2 separate regions of the Mus musculus genome follow, and region 2 is linked to region 1. A link is a loop called in an ENCODE intact Hi-C map of the cell type or tissue named here. Cell type or tissue: left cerebral cortex. All regions are shown on one strand. Links, peaks and the distances in the headings refer to the core of each region. The heading gives the core; the rest is flanking DNA. Region 1 holds the start of Gm51553 (a long non-coding RNA gene). Region 2 holds the start of Cdyl2 (chromodomain protein, Y chromosome-like 2).

Evidence for each region. A loop is a pair of places that touch in the nucleus more often than their neighbours do. Peaks named below come from ENCODE experiments on the same cell type or tissue, not always from the same donor. Only the 100,000 strongest peaks of a DNase experiment are listed, where the experiment ranks them.
Region 2: a loop joins it to region 1, with 4 times the contacts of the local background. A loop is called at or near these places in 2 of 42 quality-filtered maps.

What each region holds. Positions count from the first base shown.
Region 1 is chr8:116,863,969-116,873,858 of GRCm38, reverse strand. Gm51553 (a long non-coding RNA gene) reads right to left here and starts at 232. Exons shown (of 3, transcript XR_003947463.1): 1 at 1-232. In left cerebral cortex, for the core only: CTCF peaks have their summits at 4,938 (motif pointing right), 5,553 (motif pointing right) and 7,544 (motif pointing left); DNase peaks (open chromatin) are centred at 4,940, 5,520, 7,175 and 7,504.
Region 2 is chr8:116,728,282-116,738,171 of GRCm38, reverse strand. Cdyl2 (chromodomain protein, Y chromosome-like 2) reads left to right here and starts at 5,181. Exons shown (of 7, transcript NM_029441.3): 1 at 5,181-5,374. The coding sequence starts at 5,351. In left cerebral cortex, for the core only: no CTCF peak of the experiment used is centred there; DNase peaks (open chromatin) are centred at 5,588, 6,141, 6,391, 6,680 and 3 more places; H3K4me3 peaks cover 2,216 bases; H3K27ac peaks cover 1,453 bases.

The DNA.
Region 1 (9,890 bases), core at 1,350-9,349:
TCAGCTGTCAATCACTTGCCTTATTGTCCTGTCGGGTGAGACTTGCCCCCTTCTCCTCCCCACCCCAGTTACAAACTGCGGTGGCAGAATCCGTCTGGCCACAGCACTGGGGATCAGCCTCAGGGGAACGGATCCAGGTGCAGAGCTGAGCTGTCGAGTGGCAGTGGGTATTTATGTGTTTCTAACTGCCTGCCTCTCTTCAACTCTTTCATAGTTCTAAGCGAGGCTTCAGGACAGAGTCCAGTAGCTTCCTAGGAAGAGAGAGCAGTATATTATCCACACACGTAAAGGGAGTTCCAGCTTGTTTCCTAACAAGATACTGTTTTCCCCTCCAGGTTCTTACTGATGTATTAACATCCCCATTTTACAGTGTGTGCGCAGCAGGTGCCCTAGTTCCCCGAGACAGTACATAGACGTCTATACTCCCTGTTGTTTCTTCAATAAATATCTATGGAATCTCTCCCTGCCAGGGTCCAGTCCAGGCCTGGAACCACAGCTCTGAAGACATCAGGCTATGTCCTTGGCCTTCCACCATTGCCAGGGTTCAGAAAGGTTATTGTCTAATTTCTTTCTTTTTTAAAAGATTTGTTTACTTATTGTTACACATATTTGACCTGCATACATGCCTGCAGGCCAGAAGAGGGCACCAGATCTCATTTCAGATGCTTATGAGCCACCATGTGGTTTCTGGAAATTGAACTCAGGACCTCTGGAAGAGCAGCAGTCAGTGTTCTTAACCACTGAGCCACCTCTCCAGTCCTATTGTCTAGTTTTTAAGCCAGGCAGCTCCTCCACTGTAGTCTATTCAATATTCGAGCTGGACACCACCCCCTAACCTGTCCACCCTCTATACCCCTTGAAAGTTCCCAAGCAAATGTTGCCACACATCTCTATGTCCTCCAGGGGGCACTACAGCCCTTCATTGAAAACCACAAAAGAGAGTTGGCCTTTTAACAGACTATGTGTGGGTGGAGTTTAACAGACTATGTGTGGGTGGAGTCAACATCGGGTTCTGTCTTGGGTAGGGTGGGTGTTGGTCTTTACTCTAGGGATTTGTCCCATGCCTAGGACAGTGTAAGAATGAGTTTGAAAAGAATTGGAGAGATGGCTCAGTGGCAAAGTGCTTGATGAAGAAGCATGAAGAGTTTAAATACCCAGCATTTTCATAAAAAGCTAGACGTGGGGGGCTGGAGAGACAGCTCAGCAGTTTAAAGCACTTGTTGCTCTCGAAGAGGACCCAGGTTCAATTCCCAGCATTCAGAAGGTGGCTCACAGCCATTTATAGCTCCGGTTCTGGGCTATCTGATGCCCTCTTTTGGCCTTCCTAACAGGTGATGTAAGGACCTTGAAGTGGGCACACACACCCCCCCCCTCCAGACCAAGTTCTCAGCACAAAAGAGATTGATTTGCTCCAGAGGGATGGGTATTAAGAGACAAAGACAGGAGATAGAAGATGAGGGAGAAGGGGAAGGGAACAAGGGAGGCAGAAGGGATATTTGCCCTGGATGGACAAAGAACTACCTCTGGATAGAGATGAGACAGACACGGCCCATAGGCGAATGGCAGTTTATAAAGATAAAAGAGGAAATCTTGTGTTAGGATGAGCTGTTAAATTTTAATTGGGCATGTTAATTAGGTGAGCCAAAGGGGGCTTTTGATTGCCGGACTTCAAAGCTGTGATAGCTGAACCTTGGTAATCAGCCTTAGGAGGAGGAAGTGGCCAAGGCAGAGGGGATATGGTAGAAGGGTAAAAGGCAGAACTTGCCATCAACATGTCTGCCGTGTTTGTCACACTTGGGCTGGTTAAAGCCCTTCAGTGACTATCCCAGAATGCCTGTGTGACCAGAGCTGTCAGGACAGAGCCTAGGCTGCTGCAGTCCTAGCAACCTTAAACAGATAAGCACTAGAGGGAGGAGCAGAAGGGGAGATACAAACACACACAAGGACAAGAGACAGAGAGCTCGGTAGGTTTCCAAGTCAGAGCAGCAGAAACAAAGCCCAAGCACCGCCCAGCCACTAGTCCTTCTCAGCCTCCTTTCTCAGCTTGCTGGAGCTACATGCAGCTCTGCTTCCCCATGGGGACAGACCTAGGAAGCAGCAGACAAGACACTGTAAGCAAGAGGGCAAGCCTGTGCTAATGTACCGCCCTAAGCCCAGGCCATTTATGCTTTTCTAGAAGGAAATACTCTTGAGGCTGAAGGTACTTTGCCTTGTAATTATTCCTTTTTTTTTTTTTTAACTTAAATGTTTATCTCTGTATTAGTCTGTTTTCTGTTTCTGTAACAGAATACTAGAAGCTAGGTGCTTTGCAAAATAAAGAAGTTTGTTCAAGTTATATATGAAGCCTCAAATTAGGCAGCCCCATCTGTTTGGCCTCTGGTGAGGGCTCCTTTGGTGGCCTCTGAACATGGCGGGTGGGATGAAGATGAAAATGGGGGTGAGGAGGAGTGATCCTGGCAAGACAGAAAGTCAGAGAGATACTCAAGCTTCCTCATTTATTTTTACGTGTGTGTGTGTGTGTGTGTCTGTCTGTCTGTCTGTCTGAGCTCAAACCATGTTCACATGTAGGTCAGATTGCAGCTTGTAGGAGCTCACACATCTTTCATCTGCGGTTCTGGAGATGGAAACCAGACCATCAGGCTTACCTGCAGGAGCCTTTCCTCACAGAGCCGTCTTCCTGTCTCCAAACTACTCTTCTGTAACAGCAAGCTCTCTCTCCTGCCCGCACCAGACCCGCATCAATCCTGCGAACAACGCTCATTCCACCTAGCTTCGCCTCTTCTCAATACTATCACACTGTGGACCACGTTTCCAGCACTTGACGTTGGGGGCCAGACCCCTAAGGAGTAGGTAAGTACTAACAGGAGTTAGTCACTGAGACTCATGAGCACAAAGGAAACTAGACCTTGTTGGAGAGACCAAGATCAGCTTGTCTTTCTTCCCTTGCTGTTCATTTGTATCTATCTGCTGCAACAAATGATCGCCAACTAGGTAGCTTTGCTCAGTAGAGTCTATTCTCTCTCCGTTTTGGAGACTACAAGTCTGATGAGAGACTAGCAGGCCCATTCTCTCCAAAGAGTCTGTTCTTTGGTTCTTTGGTTTCCCCAGCTCCTGGTGGCTCCTCCAACTCCTCCCCCACCCCCCAGCCCCAGAAGCCTGCCCCCTTTGCCTCCATTTCCCACTGTCTTTTCCTCTTCTGTTTTTATTTTCTTTTATGATTTATTTATTTATATATGTGAGTACACTCTCACTGTCTTCAGACACACCAGAAGAGGGCATGGGATCCTGTTACAGATGGTTGTGAGCCATCATGGGGTTGCTGGGAATTGAACTCAGGACCTCTGGAAGAGCAGTCAGTGCTCTTAACCACTGAGCCATCTCTCCAGTCCCTGTCGTTTTCTGTCTCATGCAGGACACTTGTTGTGGATGTAGATCCACCTGGACAATCCAGGATGACCCCATAAGGTCCTTTCTTTGCTCTTGGTTTTCAAGCACTGATTTCCAAACATAGACATGTTTAGTGCCAGCTTCCAGAGATTCAGGTACAGATCATCTTGTCTGCGCATCAGCAGTCAATCAACCGGAATATCAATATCAATATCAAATAATTGTAATAGTAACGACGGGGTTTCTTTGGATTGGCAAGATGGGTCAGTGGGTAAAGGTGCTTGCTGCCAAGCCTGACAGCCTGAGTGTGATCCCTGGAACCCACAAGGTGGAAGGAGAGAACCAATTCCTGATCTCCCAACATGCACCTCTGAATATATATATATATATATATATATATATATATATATATATATATCTCACTATATCTATATCTATATCTATATATCACTCATATATGAAACAGGATCTCACTATATAGCTCTTGCTGTCCTGGACCAGGCTGGTCTGGAACTCAGAAATCCACCTGCCCCTGCTTCCCGAGTTCTGGTTTTAAAGGCATGCATTACAGCAACCAGCAAATAAATATAATCTTAAAAGTTAAAGCTTGGGTTCTTTCATTTGTTTGTTTTGCTTTGCTTTTTGAGACAGGGTCTCACAATGTAGCCCCGAGTAGTCTAGAGATTACTCTGCAGGCTAAGCTGGTTTTGATCTCACAGAGATCCACGTAGCCTCTGCCTCCCAAGTCCTGGGATTAAAGACAAAATGTTTAAAAAAAGCAACACCAAACAGGTGATGGAAGGGATGAGTTTCTAACCCCAGGAGGGTGTTCAGGGACCACTTTTGTGATACTGTGTCGTTAGAAATCCGAATGATGGGAAGGTTGGAGGCAGGAGAATTCTGGGCAGAGGGGCCAGTGTATGTAGGAAGGAGTGGAGTGAAGGTAGCAAGCTGGCAGTCACTTTAACAGTGAGTTGTTCCTGGGCAGACTGGACACCACTCTCCCAACCCTGCTGGGGACTTCTTTTCTCTACCTTGTTTCTGACAGCACATTCAGTGCGGAGGAAGGATTGGCCACTTCCTCCTCTGTTGCAAGTTCCCAGGTACCGGGTTCTCTCCTTTTGTGCGTTCATCTGTAGCAGTGACATTGAAACTTATTAATATTTCTAGGATGGATCCGTGGGCTGGAGGTAGACCAATCTAAGGGTCACAACAACTCAGCCAGGACAACTGCAGGACTGGAACTAGATACAATCCGGAGCTTTATATGTGGTCTCCTAAAAATACTCAAGGGAAGTAAATTTATAACCTATAGCCATGTTCCCTAAAATTCCCAAAGAGATTTAAATGCTGTACAACCATCCATCCATCCATCCATCCATCCATCCATCCATCCATCCATCCACTATGTCTGCCCCAACAAAAATGAAGGATATTTTCCTTCTCCTTCAGTATGCGGTGAACTCAATAACACTCATCCTGTTTTTCCTCCAAAGATTTATCTTTACTTGCCAGTGCACGCACATGTACATGTGTGCCCACACAGTCCAGCAGAGGGCATCAGATCCACTGGATCTTCATTGGTAGCACGGCAGGGCAGTGGCTCTTAACCAGCGAGTGGTCTGTCCAGCCCTCACTAATACCTCTCCTCTAACCCTCACTGGTGGAGAGAGAGCCCATGTGGTGAGAGATGAGGCCCTGGGTGAGCCACCTTCTGAGATGATCTGTCAGTCAAGCTCTCCAGGGCCTCCAGCCCCACAGGAAGGCATCCTGAGCCTAAGGACTAAGGACAAGACACCTAGAGCCACAGAAACCGAGCTAAGCTTCTCTGAAGTCCCTGATCTGCAGGAAGCCGGAGATAATAAATCCTCATTGTTTTAGTCTTGGGGTAGCTTGCTTCGCAGCTGCAGATGACTGAGTCTGTCTCCTTCTCTGATTTTGCTTTCCTCATCCTATGGAATTGTCCTCAATCTATCAGCTTGTTTCTTGCCCCTGCCACTTTCCCAGACTCCCCCACCCCTCACTCCCACTGTATCCATGCCCCCTCCGGTAAGCTCTTCTTACTTTTATTTTTTTTTTAAATTATTTATTTATTATATGTAAGTACACTGTAGCTGATTTCAGACTCACCAGAAGAGGGCGTCAGATCTCATTATGGATGATTGTGAGCCACCATGTGTTTGCTGGGATTTGAACTCAGGACCTTCGGAAGAGCAGTCAGTGCTCTTAACCACTGAGCCATTTCACCAGCCTCTTACTTCTATTCTGTTTAGCTTATTCTATTGCAAATCCCTGTTCTTAGTTCTCTGGTTCTTCCAATCATTGTCTGATCTCCCCAGTAAGACTCCAGGAGTGAGGATGATGTGCGGGAGAAAAGAAGCGTAATCAATGTTAACTTTTTTTTTTTTAAGTGGGGGAGGGAACACCTCAAACATTCATCCATGAGTCAACTTTTTTCCCTATTACGACTTAGTATCAAAACTGTCAATGTCCTCAATGTAAGTCTGTATTTTATTCTAAAATCCCATCCCACTGTGGGAGACCCCAGTGTTTCTCTCCTTCCCTTTCTCCTTCTCTCCCTCCCGCCTCTCTTTCTCTTGCTGATTCTAGGGGACTGAATTTAGGGCCCTCGTGCCTCCTAGGCAGGCATTCTGCAGCTGAGCTGTATCTCCAACCCTATTGTCCCATTTTTAAAGGAGAAAATGGAGGCTCCAAGAGTTAAATCATTTGCCCAAAGTTGCAGAGCTATGAGAGAAGACCAAACGTCAAAGGTCTGCATAACTAAAAGCCCAGGGCTCAAGTCACGCTTCTTACTTCTGGCTGATGTTTAACAAAGCCACAGGGCCGACTGGCCACAGGTTCCCTGCCAGCCAGGACACTTAAAAGTCCCTGTTCCCTAATCTGCCGTGGGCCCGGAAAAGATTCAGGATATCCTGGGTAATGAACTCATGGTGGCCTTGCTCTTCCTTCAACCCCAGGCAGAATCTGCGCGTGGAAAATTCCAGGAAAGTCTTTACTGGGGAGTGAAATCTAATGTGCTGGGCAGGACCATTTGCGACTGAAATGGGCGCCTCACTGCCTCATCTGAAAGGGAAACCTTTCCTACCCCCAGGTCTGACAGGGAAAAGCAGCCACCTTTGGTAGCTGGGTCATGTTCGGAGCTTCGGGAAGGGCATGTGGTTTAAAAACAATAATAGCCTCGGAGCTGCTCCTCCCCCCTCCTCCTCCACCCCTCCCCCTCCTCCTTCTCCCCCTCCTCCCCCTCCTTTAATATAACAATTATGAAAGTAGCACAATAGAGCACAGGGGGAAATTACTCTTTAACGGTGCCCGATACACTCATGCACCGACTGGGGTCCTTGCGTTCGGATGGATCCTTAGATCCCCAGTTGGGCCCCAGATGTTGAAATCTCTAGTGCTCAAGATCTTGTTTTTGCCAGTAGAACCCACCCTGTCCGCAGCCAGGACTCTGTTCCAGGATCTAGGAGTTTCCTCTGTTCTCCCTCCACCAGTCCCGCTGGCTAGACTTCTTGAGGATATGGAGTCTTTGCCACGTGCTGTTTGTGTCTCGGTGTAATCTGCAATGCCATTGTCTGCTCCTCTCTTCTCCCTCCTCCCTCCTTTTTTTCTCTCCCACTTTGTCCTGTGGCTTCCTGGAGCCATTGCAGAATACTCCCGGAAGCAGAAACAATTTCTTTCAGGAGTAATTCCAGTAGGTGGACCGTCCATCTGTATATCTGGGCCAATGGCATTTCAGTGGGTATGGTTTACTCAGAGCCCGAGCAGAATCTTCCGTGAGCTTGCAGAGCTGGGCTGTCTGTCTCTTGCTTTCCCTGCAGAGTCAAGCTCTGACTGTCTCTTGCTATCCTGTCTTCTGCCTTATCCTGTTTTACAAGATTAGTAAGCCACAGTGTGGCTGTTCCTTCTACCTTCCTTCTATCTGAGTCTCGGAGTAAGAGGCTCCTGGAGCCATGCTGAACATACCTACCTCAGCAGCTAACTTAAGTGCAAGAAATAAGCTTTCAAGCAAATCTAGGGGTTGAAGAGATAACTAGTTTAGCTTGGTGGTTAAGAGCACTTTGTATTCTTATGGAACATCTGGGTTGAATCGGCAGGCACAACTGTTTGCAGTTCCAGGATCTCCGACGCCCCCTTCTGGCCATGTCCGGTACTGCGCACATGTGGTGTCCATCAAAGCAGACAAGACGCCCATACACGTCTTGTCTAATAAAATAAAATTAACAACAAAATACAGTTATATTTATTTATTTTGTATATGTCTCTCTCTGTGTGTAGGTTTCTCTCTGTGTGAATTGGTTTTCTCCTCCCACTATTTGAGGCTCTGAGGTGGATCTCAGGTCTTTAGCTTCGCTCTAAGTGCCTTGCTAACACCGTTCCAGTAGTTTTTAGTATAGAGTTCTAATGTATGGAAAAAACGCAATTCAAGGCAGAGGTTATGTCTATTATACTCTGTCACACTGATGGAGTCTATCTGCCGAGGATGTGATGACGGATGTTCACAGAATGTGGAGAAGAACTTGACAAGGGTCTGGAGACCCCGCTGTTCACCCCTTACCTCTTCCAGCTTCTGTGACTCGAGTCTCTGTTCACTCCTATGTTGTCATCATCATTTGCAATGATGGAGGAAGACGTTAGGTGGATCTGATGTGGCTAGTACTTCTATGCCTAACCTCTCTGTCCAGAGGGGTCTTCCAAGAAGTTGATTTTGTATTCACTTGATGTGGTCGGGTGTGGAGGCGGGGTTCTTGCCAGGATCATGGGAGGGGGCATCTAGATTGTATCCCAATACCCCACAGTTACTGGAACAGATGGCGTTTGCAGTGCTTGGTATCAGTGTGAAGAGCTCACTGTATTGGAGGGAAGGCAGACATGGGAATGAAGTAATTTTATCTCAATAAATCTCGAGTCCCTGAGAACATAGCTTTTCTACCTTACAGGAACACCCCAGAACACACACTTAGATGGTTAGTTATTACCCCGGGTTTTGCTGCTCTTTACCTAGGGTTATGTAGTTTCTTTCCTCTGGGTCTCCATCTCCATCTCCATCTCCATCTCCATCTCCATCTCCATCTCCATCTCCATCTCCATCTCCCTCTCCCTCTCCCTCTCCCTCTCTCTCTCTCTCTCTCTGCCCCCCCTCTCTGTCTATCTCTGTCTCTTTGTCTCTCTGTTTCTCTCCCTGTCTCTCTCTGTCTCCGTTTCTGACTTTGTCTCTCTCTGTATGTCTCTGTCTCTCTCCCTTTCTCTCTCTGTCTCCATTTCTGACTCTGTCTCTGTCTCTCTCTGACTCTGTCTCTCTCTGTCTCTGACTCTGTCTCTCTCTATCCCTCTCTGTCTTTGTTTCTCTCTGTCTCTGTTTCTCTCTGTCTTCGTTTCTGACTCTGTTTCTGTCTCCATCTCTGTCTCTACCTCTCTTTCTCTTTGCAGTGAGAAATACAGCTCTCACGAGGCCCGAGTGACCCTTATAAACAGCTTCCTGTGTTCTCTTCCTAGAGGCAAGCCAGATGGGAAACCATATAACCAGAGGCTAGTGTCCTGGCACTGATGCTGGGATATACTAAGACTTCCCAGGCTTACTTGAAATCATGCTGTTAACAGCTTTCAGCCTTTGGCACAATGAGTCCCTCTGGAAATCTCAGTGAAGGTACGGGCACTATTCTTCAGAAATGTGTTCTATCACACATACTCTTTGGGGAGGTTCACGGAGCTCTAGGAAACCATCCATGGAACACTAGGTTCAGCTCTCAAACATTAAATGTGTCATCTTGCCAAGAAAACCCAGACCAGCATCCACTGCCCTGTGCGGTGTGTGGATGGCCACTACCCACTCTTCCTGTATGGTCCCTTCTCTGCCTTTCACCCATTTGTGACCAACCTTTCTTTCTTATGGGCACATTCCATGCTAGGCACCTTAAAGGTGTTGGAACTCAGGTTGTCAGGCCAGCTGGCCTCTTATTTTTTTATTTCGATACCAATAACCCACAACATACATCTTTAGGCACTGGACAGGAGGCCAAAGTATCTCATAAGGAATACTGCAGGAAGGAGGCGTTCCCTCAGGACTCTGTCTAGGATGACATAAACACTGGAGACCAGCTGTCCATCATGAAAAGCCTGGCCTGCAGGGACCAGAGGAGCCCCACCAGGGAACTTCTTCCGAACCTCCATTTTTCACCAGGCACACCCCAATTGCAGTGGACTGTCAGGCACTCACACACGTGTTGCTTTCTCTAACATCTCCACCGTGAGGCTGAGGTGAAGATAGCATCTTCATTAAAAAGAAAGAAAGAAGCCGTGCATGGTGGTGCACGCCTTTAACCCCGGCACTCGTGAGGCAGAGGCAGGTGGATTTCTGAGTTCGAGGCCAGCCTGGTCTACAAAGTGAGTTCCAGGACAGCCAGGGCTACACAGAGAAACCCTGCCACGAAATAACAAAAAAAAAAAAAAAAAAAAAAGAAAGAAAGGAAGGAAGGAAGGAAGAA
Region 2 (9,890 bases), core at 924-8,923, 140 kb after region 1:
GTTCTCATTCCTACTTGAAATAAGAGCACATTAGCCCTATTTTTTTTTCTTTTTTGGCTTATTGTTTTTTAAGTGGTTTGTTATTGTCAGTTGTTTTCATTGTATGCCAACCACCACAAGGGCAGGGCGTTTTTATGATTGTTGTTTAGCATTAATCATGCCTAGCATAGTGTAGCTATGGACTAAGACTGAATTCACTTCATCCATCCTTGTCATTGTGGAGTCTTTTAAAGTTAATACTGGAAATCAAGTTTAATTAGCAGTAGGTGTTTCTTCAGATATGGAAAATAGTGTTTACTTTGAAATCTGATTTACTGCCCCGCCCCCTTTTTTGTTTTAGGAATTCTGAACCTTTATGGACATTTCTGAGACGTATTTCAAGCTTGAAATTAGTTAACAGTAGTTGTCACAGTAATATAATGGGCACCATTCCAACTCTTATTAGTGGCGGGCACTTTGTGAATAGCAGCGCATTTAATTCTCAAAACATATCAATGGACTATCTGTCAATTTTACAAATGTGATAATTTTTTTTTTAATCTGGAGGTTGTTGTTGTTGTTTTTATAGTCCCCCTTTAAAAGGTAGAGTCTCCTTTCTTTCTCTTGAATTTGACTTGACTTGGCGACCAAGTTCCAAAGAACAAGCTCTGATGGACAGGGCAGCGTTGGTGACCATGGCAAGATCTCCAAAGCCTGGGATCTTACTCTCTGCACTCCATCACTGTCCAGCAGCTCTCAGTTTCCTCATCTTTGAGGTAACTGGACCTATCACCAGAGATATGTCCAGTTGCTTAGGCTGGCCACACCAGGCATGCCATAGCGACGTCAGGTAATCCGCCGAGCAGTGGCAGGGACGTCGCATGAGCAACTGTCCCATGCTCTGAATGCTGTGCTGGATTTGTTTGTTTGTTTTTGGTTGCCATGACAAAAACAACATCAAGTTAAGGGGAGGAAAAGTTTATTTTAGCTCCAAGCTCAAGAAACAGTCCACCATGGGGGCAAAGTCAAGACAACAACAGCTCGAATCAGATGCTTACATTGCATCCCTAATCAGAAGAGACAAAGCAACGCGTGCATGTTATTACTTAGCTTGCTTTGGACATTTTATACACCCCAGCATCCCTTGCCCAGGGAATGGAACTGTCCACAATTAAAACGGGTCTCTCTGTATCAGTGAACACAGTCAAGATTATTACCCGTAGGCGTAATCAGAGGCCCATCTTCCAGGTGATTCTGAATTCTGTCACGTTGACAATTAACACGGATTTATTACAGGGATAAAGATAAGGATGATGCCAGGGCAGTTGAACAGCTTCCTGCCAGCATCCACGTGGAAGGTCATCTTGGAGTCAGGTCTTCCAGACCCATTTAAGCCTCCAGAATGGCAGATCTACCAAACTTTTTGACTTGAATCTCCCCAGAGACCCCGAGCCAGAATGCACCAAACAAATGCCCTGTGAGGGGAGGGAAAACTGCCAGGTGACAAACAGAAAGCTTATTTTCAACAGGGAACTAGCAGCCTTTTGGCATCTTGTATTGAGCCATTAGAGTTGGGGGTGTGGAATTCAGTATACCGGGAAGGTCATTTACATACAGGGTACTTCTAGCTATGGAAGGATACAGAGATGATGAGCCTTACATCAGAAACCCAGTAAATAGTGATGATCTAAGAGTCAGAAAGCCAGTGTGCTTTCTGTAACTCCCCATGCCCAACCACTGTACAGCACCAGAGGGCAACATGACACTTTGCCCTGGGAAGACAATATGTCTTCAGTCAGGGCAGTGGGTCTAATCTCTCCTTGGCTGGTAAACTGGCTGGTTTTGTTTTATTGTAAGATTAAGCTGGGCAGCTGGCTCCTTCACTCCCAACTTTGCCTTCTGTCCCAGCGTAGAGGGCGCCAGCCTCTCCATCCATCTTCTTCCTGTATCTCTGACATTCCTTTGCACTCATCCCCACTTCCAACCGTGTAACTTATGATTAAACGGCTGATCATTACACCCGTCTATCTCTCAGGCGGTCTTGTGACTTACGTCTGGCCAATCGTAGTGTACCATTAGTGATTATTGACTGGGCCAAACACACTAAGAACCAGGTTATGGGCCAATCAGAGATGTTCCCTGGGATTTATAAATACCCTGGGTGGAGAGGGGAGCTGCCAGGGGGCCAGCAGAGTACGTATTTTCATCAAGGAAACACAGCCCGCAGAAAGTGTTGGAGAGTGGAGATAGGCCACTCCTATCCCATGCAACCTTGATGCCATACAGTCTCGAAAGTGACTCCATCCTTTCAGAGTCTGCACCGTCAAGTCAAGAGGGCTCTTCCTGTAAGTGGGTGTCACGGAGTTTTCTCTCATGAGTCCTTGAGCAGCGTGCGGTTGGTTAGTCGGAAGGGTCTACCCTAGCCCGTGGGAGGTGGTGGCAGTCTTGCACTTTCCTCGTGTCGTCTGAAAGAATCTGGAACAGCACTGTCCAAAGACCCCTCCCCGCTTTAGCCTCAGGAAGCATCTGTCTTTCCTGGAAGCCAGCTTGGTCCGGGGAAATAAACTCAAAATTAAAATAGCGTAGTGATGGGTGGGTGGGTGGTTGGGCCACAGCTCCAACCCTTAGTCATCTGTGTATCCTTTCTTCCCTTAGCTGCTCACCCCTCCCCCAGCCCTTGCTTCTCACACATCCTGTTAGTCACCAGGTCCTGTTGGTCTGGAGCAAATGCTTGCTGGAAGTAGGTGGAGCAAGCAGCCTTAGAGAGAGTTAGCGACTTCTTCCCTGGGGGCATCTGGCTGGTCCAGTTTTACATCTTCATTTGGCCTCTCCTTTCGAGGGCCACTGCAACTGGTCTCCTTTTCTCTCAGTTCAAACAACTTGTTAGAGCTCTCATGGTTCTTGTAGGCTTCCCTCTTGTTTCCAGATGCTCTGATTCTTTTTGGTTCCTTTTGGCTCCCGGCCCCGTTAGGTGGCAAACTTCTTGACTAGGTGTTCAAGACCCTCCACGAGCTAACCTAACTGGCACTCACCATCCAAGATCACTTTGGGATCTTCTATTTCTCCTTCCACAGAACTGCCTGCTCCCTACCTTCCTTCCATCCTCAAATTCCTTCCCTGTGACTTACCAAGCTTCTTGTTCGATCTCAATAAAACATCCCGAGCGTGCTGTTCCTCAGCAAATACCCACGTCCCTAAGTCTCGCAAACCAGTCTAAAGTAGGGATTTTCATATCTTGTTCCCATTCCCAGGGAAAATTTGATCAGAACAACCAAGTTTAGAATATGCCCCTCCTCCTAGCCCCAAGTACTGATCATGTTTTTAAATTGGACTTAGCATACTATGTCAAACCCAGTTCCTTTCCTTCCCTCCCCGTCCGAATCCCATTCTCAGATGATGGGAGCATAACTGCTCGAACCGAGGCTTGTGCAGGTTTGTTTTGCCACCTATGGACTGAGAGGTACTTATTATTAGTCGTATCATTTAGAAGAGTGGTCATGGAGGAAAATACCAGTTACAAAGAGAGAATGAGCCCTAGGGCTGTGCCAATTCCTACCGTTTGTAAACCTGACATTTCTGTTTCTTTTCATGCCGCCACCATTTTCTCCTCACTCTCTTAATGCTGGATTCTCGCTTGAAGCTGGAGACACAATTTGTCGTTTTGACATAGTCCAACAAGAATCACTCACTCGGTTCTGGATCAGTCTCCACCAGCCACTGTGGTAAAAGTTTGTGGCAGTCAGATAAGTCCTTGTCGTGCCCCTCTGCAGCAGGAGAGGCCAGGGGTTAGATTAAGATACAACTTAGCTTTACTGAGTTCCCTGGGGGATGGACAGGCCACATCACCACGGGTACCTGGATCCTCCACGGTGCTGCTTGTATATGGCCACCCATTTGGAAAGGAGAGCAGGTGATCTGCCCACCGTGCTGCAAACAGCAAACGACCAAAGGAGGATATGGTTCATATTCATTACATATTTGAATGTAAAAAAATTGAAAAAAAAATGACGAGGTGGACAGACATTTGGAGCCTGAGTCCCTTGTGTCCTTCTCCAATGTCAGAACACTCACCCCGGGATTCTGAGAGAGTTGTACTATTTTAAAAAGAGAAGCCTTTAGGTACAAAGGTGACCATACATACAGGATGCTTTTAGGAGGAGATAACTTTTTAGAAAGAGGTAACTCTACCTCTGTAGCCCAGCAGTAGAGGGAACTCCTGTTGAGACATTGAAGGAACCCTTCCTCTCTTCCCTAATGCGCATCTCCTCTTCCCTCTGGGATTCAAAGTCCAGTGTGGGCAGGGTCTCACTGGTGGCTGCAGACACTTGTAGTTGGGTGGACTTTGGGAAATGTTTGTTGATTAACTGATTGGATAGTGAGGCAAGAGAGCTTCCAGGGGAGGCCATGTCTGGCTCTAAAACACTTCGCAGGGTTTAGTGGTGACTGCCACTGTCCTGGCTCTCCTTGGAGCCTGTGGACCAGCCACTTCCTCTCTCCTCTCCTTGAAAACTCATCCTGGAAGCAAGGGGGCCCCTCAGCTCCGAGGGGCCAGTTTTCCTAAGAACGTGCCCAGTCCCCTCCCCGGGAAGGAGAAGAGTGGGGTACTCTGGAGCTAGAAGCAGGACTGAAGAGGGGCTCCCTTGCCTGAGACCTGCAGGTTGATACCTGCCTCTTGGCCGCCCCTTCGCAGCCCGGGCAGGTCATTCCGGGTGGGCACCTGGCCGGGTACTCTGGGGGCCTCGCGGCTGCGCGCGCGGCCGGGCTCGGGAGCGGTACCCGGGCTCGGCCCTCGGTGGCCGCCGCCCCCTCCGCCCCGGGGGCCGGGCCGGGCTCCCGGGAGGCGGGGACTCGCCCAGTGGCAGCAGCGTCCGGGCGGGCGGCGGGCGCGGGGCGGCTTCCTGCAGGCGGCGCCGGGGCGAGCCGAGCGCTACAGTCACCGGCCTCGGGACACGGGGGCCCGGGCGCTCAGGGGGCCGCGTCCGAGGCTCAGGGCGCGCTGCGCAGCCGTCGGTCGCCCCTGCCCGCGCTCGCGTGTCGCCGCGATTGCCGCGGCCGCCGCCGGTTACGCCAGCCCCGCCGCCGCCCGCTCCGATTCTGCGCACAGGCGGCCCCCAAGCCTGTCATTCTGCAAAAACACAGTTTACTCAACACGCCGCACACACTCGCGCGCACACACTCTCACACACACTCACACACAGACACGCGCGCGCGCGCGCACGCAAACACACACACATACACCACACACTTATACACACGCACGCACACACGCGCTCACGCGCGCGCGCAACCCGGGCCCCCCGCGCGCACACGCACGGGAGCGCGCGAGCGAGCAAGACGCGCACACCCGGCGAGCCAAGTTCCGCAGCCTGGCATGGCTTCTGGGGACCTTTACGAGGTACGGAGAAGCCGGGGCGCGGGCGGCGCCGGGGAACCGGGCCTGGCCGAGCTGGTGTGAGCGTAGTCCTGAGCCCGCGGGTGGTGGCGCCGGGGATTGGAGGGCGGCTGGGGGACTCGAGGGTGGCGGCGGACCCGAGGGTGGCGGCGGGGACCGGAGGGTGGCGGGGGCCGGGCGCGCCTCCCGCCGCCGCCTCCCGCGGCGCCCGCTCCCTCTTTCTCTTTCTCTCGCGCACACACTCTCTTACTCCATCTACTTTGCGGCCTTGGAGAGGGGAAGGAGGAAGCCGGGCGGAGCCGGGGCGGAGGGAGGGAAGGTAGCGGTCCCGGGGAGGTGCTTGCTCAGCCCCGACGAGCCGCCCCGAGTGTGGAAAAAAAAAGTACAGGTTAAAAAAAAAATTAAGGAAAAAGAAAAAAAAAGTCGCCGGGCGTGCGAGGGAATGCGGGGGGGCCCGCGCTGCGGACGGCCCAATTTAGGGGTCTTGAGCCCCCGGGGGTGCGCGGGTGTGGGTTGGGTGGGTGATCAAAGCGGAGCCAGGTTCCTAGGAAGGGGAATGAAAAGGACAAGAGTGTTGGGGCACGGGGGAGGGGGTGCCCTGGGGACACCACTCTTGCAGTTCCACAGGGGCCACTGAGTGCCTGCCCCCTCCCCCCACCTGCTGCCTAGTGTCCCCCTTCTCTGGACTCTGAAGCTCTCCTGGCAAGGGCTTGGGGGTTGGTCGCCTCTGCTGGTGTCATGCTTCCTAGGGTGAAAGAGGGGCTGCAGAGGGACCCTCCAGGTGGAAGGGAAGCTGGCCTGAAACTTGTATGTGGGTGGTCAGACTTGTCAGAGGACATGGGTGTGAATCCAGTTCCCAGAACTCCACTGGCACACTAAGGGGGTCATACTTGTCTCTAAGGTCACACAGGTAGTAGTGGGCACTGGATATTTTGAAATCGGTTCAAAATGTTGAAAGAAGGCGTCCATCTGTCATCTTTTGGACAAGAAATACCCACGGTCCCTGGGGAGAGAGGGCTTAGCTGGCCTCGGGACCACAACAGTTCTTGAGTGGGATTTGGACTCCTGGACAAATAAGAAGCCACCACTGATCCCAGGGGGAGTATGCCCTTCAAGAGGTGTTTGTTCTCACGAAAAGGGTCTGAATAAAGAAGCCAAAGGGCCTGGCCACCTTCTCCCAGGAGGCCTGCAGATACTGCAAGAAACCAGTGTCACACGGGTCAGGTTGAGTTTCCCACCCCTTTCCTCCAGTATGAACCAGCCACTACGGTTGGCTGTCATTCCGAAGGTTGTCTAAATTTCCATGCAGTCGTGGAACAGGTCGAGTTAGCATTTTGGGTTAAGAGACTGCAGTCGTAGTTCATCAACTGTAAGCTTTGTTCCCGGGGTCTTCCTGGAAGCCCAGGCTTCTCAGGAAGAAGGTTTACTGACTGGTGTGAGTGGAGAGTGGAGGACAGGCAGGTAGGCATCTCAGCTTCCTATGTATCCAGAGCTTTCTGGGTGATTCTGAGCTTGGTGGGGCCCGGTGATGGGTGACAAGCCATCAGGCTCAGGTGGGGCCCACGTTTTTAAAAAATGATATAAGTTGCCCTCTTCTTTATCCTATGGCCTTCCTTCTCTTTGTGCTGATGGAGAAGCCAGGGAGGGAGAGGAAATTGATGAGAAACTGACAGGATGTAGTACTCCGGGCCACCCAAACTCATCCATCTTTCCCCAAGATGGCAGAGCAGTCTCTGAAACCAAAAAGTTAAAACATAGTGAAACGAAAACCTTTGACCAAGTCCCCTGGACCCTGGCAGAAAGTGGATGCCATTTAGGAACAAAGCCAATCTTGTTGAGGTCATGGGATTTTTCTCACTGATGGTGAGTTGTCTCAGAGCAGCTGACATTGCTTGGGTGACAAGTGGCCTTGTTGAAGACATGAAGTGGACATCACAGGAAGACGTCAGTGCGTCCCCATTTAAAGTCTGAAACTTACAAACCTCCTGGGGATAATTTCTTGTTTAATGTTCACCTGAAACTGCCATTCTTAACCTTGGTAATTACAGTCCCCAGATGAAGATGGGAGTTTCCGCAATGGCCTTGAACTATCTCAGCAACTCAAAAGTGCTTATTGAAGTTCAATAAGCAGGACAATAATAACAATTACTTCTGTGGTGGTAGGTAATTGTGTGAGATCTAAAATGGTTTTCCTGTGGCTGATTATTTGCACAGCCATTACTAGAAGGGCTAAACTGTATTATGAGAATATAACCAACGTCAACATTTTTATAGCCCATGCCTCCATTACATAACATACACCGAGGGACTCAATTGGTTGTTAGAGTTTAACTTAAAAACAAGAAGCGCCAGGTGTGCCTCAGTCCATATTTTTTTTTCTAACTGTCAAATTGCCATATGCATTAAAAATAGCCCATTGATTAAAAATAAATAGATCTGGGCATATTCAGTGCTGTTACTAACCTTAAAAGAAATAAAAAAAAGACATCTCTTTTTATATGATGGTATTTCCTTAATTAAACATACTTGGATGTACACAGAATCGCTTATCATAACCTTTAACCAATAAGCTGTGTTTAAGTAGGCTAGGAGTGATAATCTTTGTGACCTGTATTCCACCTGGGTGCCCGATGACATTACTTTCGACGGTTTATGATGGGGATGATGTTTGGATGTCAGAGATTCACCGACTCTTTGGTGATTTTAGACACCTGTTATAAAAAGCAACCCTTCCCCAGAGAGCTTTGTTAAGAAGTCAGGTGCTGATTTTAAAGACACCAAAATGAGCTTTGCTTACATGACCTTCAGTCTTGGCAAGGAAACCTGGGTCTAAAGGAGGTCCTGGAATTTGGATTTGATGGACCGCCCGGTTTTATTTCCCTGATAGCAGAGCCCTCACCTTCTCTGATGCGTTCTAGTTATGTATATGAGGAGGATTTCAAATATGGATTGATGCCTTACATCAGTGGTTTTCAACCTTCTCAATGCTACAAGTCTTTAATGAAGCTCATGTTGTGGCGACACCAACCATAAAATTGTTTTTGTTGCTACTTCATAACTGTACTTTTTGCCACTGTTACGAATCAGATCTTTACCTGATATGAAGGATATCTGATAGGCAATCCTCGTGAAAGGGTCATTCGACCCCCCCAAAGGGTTGAAAGCTACAGGTTGAAAACTATTTTCTTAAAGCCGTATATGGCTGGTTATAAAATGTAATTCCCCCACCCCCAGATGTGCGAGTCAACATGTGGGCCACCAGAAGTGGTTTGTTAGACAGTTCTAGGGCCCCTGAGTGTGTGTGTGTGTGTGTGTGTGTGTGTGTGTGTGTGTGCCTTGCCTCATTGTTAGGTACGAAAGCAGGATGGAGCAGAAGATCTTTAGCTTGTCTCTTCCTACAGTGATCCTTATACGGGAGCATCCATTTCTCTAACATGTTGACACAATAAATCTGAATCCAGAAGGTATTAGAGTTTGCCATCCCTGGAGTTTAGTCAGCCGTTTGCCAAGATGGTTGGGTGTCGGGAACACATCGTCTGTGGCACAGCATGAGGTAACCAATTGTCAACCAATTGTCTCTTCCCTGCTCGTCACATGTTCACTCACAGCGATTGGAAGACTGGGTCCAGGAGACAGAAAGCACAGTGAGCCACCTTTGGTATTCTGATGCTGAGAGTTACATACGTTTCTTCTCCAGCTTATGGTCTTTTGGTGGTGGTAATATCATGCCCTAGTTCTGTATCTGTTGCTGAGCTCAATTCCCTGGCCAAATCTACTTCTGTGAACAAAAACACACTTCCACCTTACACAGTCCATCACTGAGAGAAGCCAGTGCAGGATCTCCAAACAGGAACCTCGAGGCAGGAACTGAAGCAGAGACATGGCAGACTGCCTCCTACAGCTCGAACAGCATCAAACTTTCTTTCTTCTTTTGTGCAGTTACTGACCTTAAAAGAAACAATAAAAGACATCTTAGCCTCCATTGTAGTATTTCTTTAATTAAATATTATAATCGAGTATACATAAAATGGCTTATTACAACTTTTAATCAATAAGCCATATTTTACGTGGGCTAGGAGTGATGACCTGCTTTCAAATATAACCAGATATCTTCCCCCGTGGGGGCGGAACAACCCACACTGGGCTTAGCGCTCCCATGCTAATCTTAAAGGGATCTGCAACCCTGCAGGTGGAACAACATTATGAACTAACCAGTACCCCGGAGCTCTTGACTCTAGCTGCATATGTATCAAAAGATGGCCTAGTCGGCCGTCACTGGAAAGAGAGGCCCATTGGACTTGCAAACTTTATATGCCCCAGTACAGGGGAACGCCAGGGCCAAAAAGTGGGAGTGGGTGGGTAGGGGAGTCGGGGGGGGGGAGGGTATGGGGGACTTTTGGGATAGCATTGGAAATGTAAATGAGGAAAATACCTAATAAAAAATTAAAAAAAAGAAAATGCCTCATAGGCCCACAAGCCACTCTGAGGTAGGCAATCCCTCAGTTGAGGTTCTCCTTTC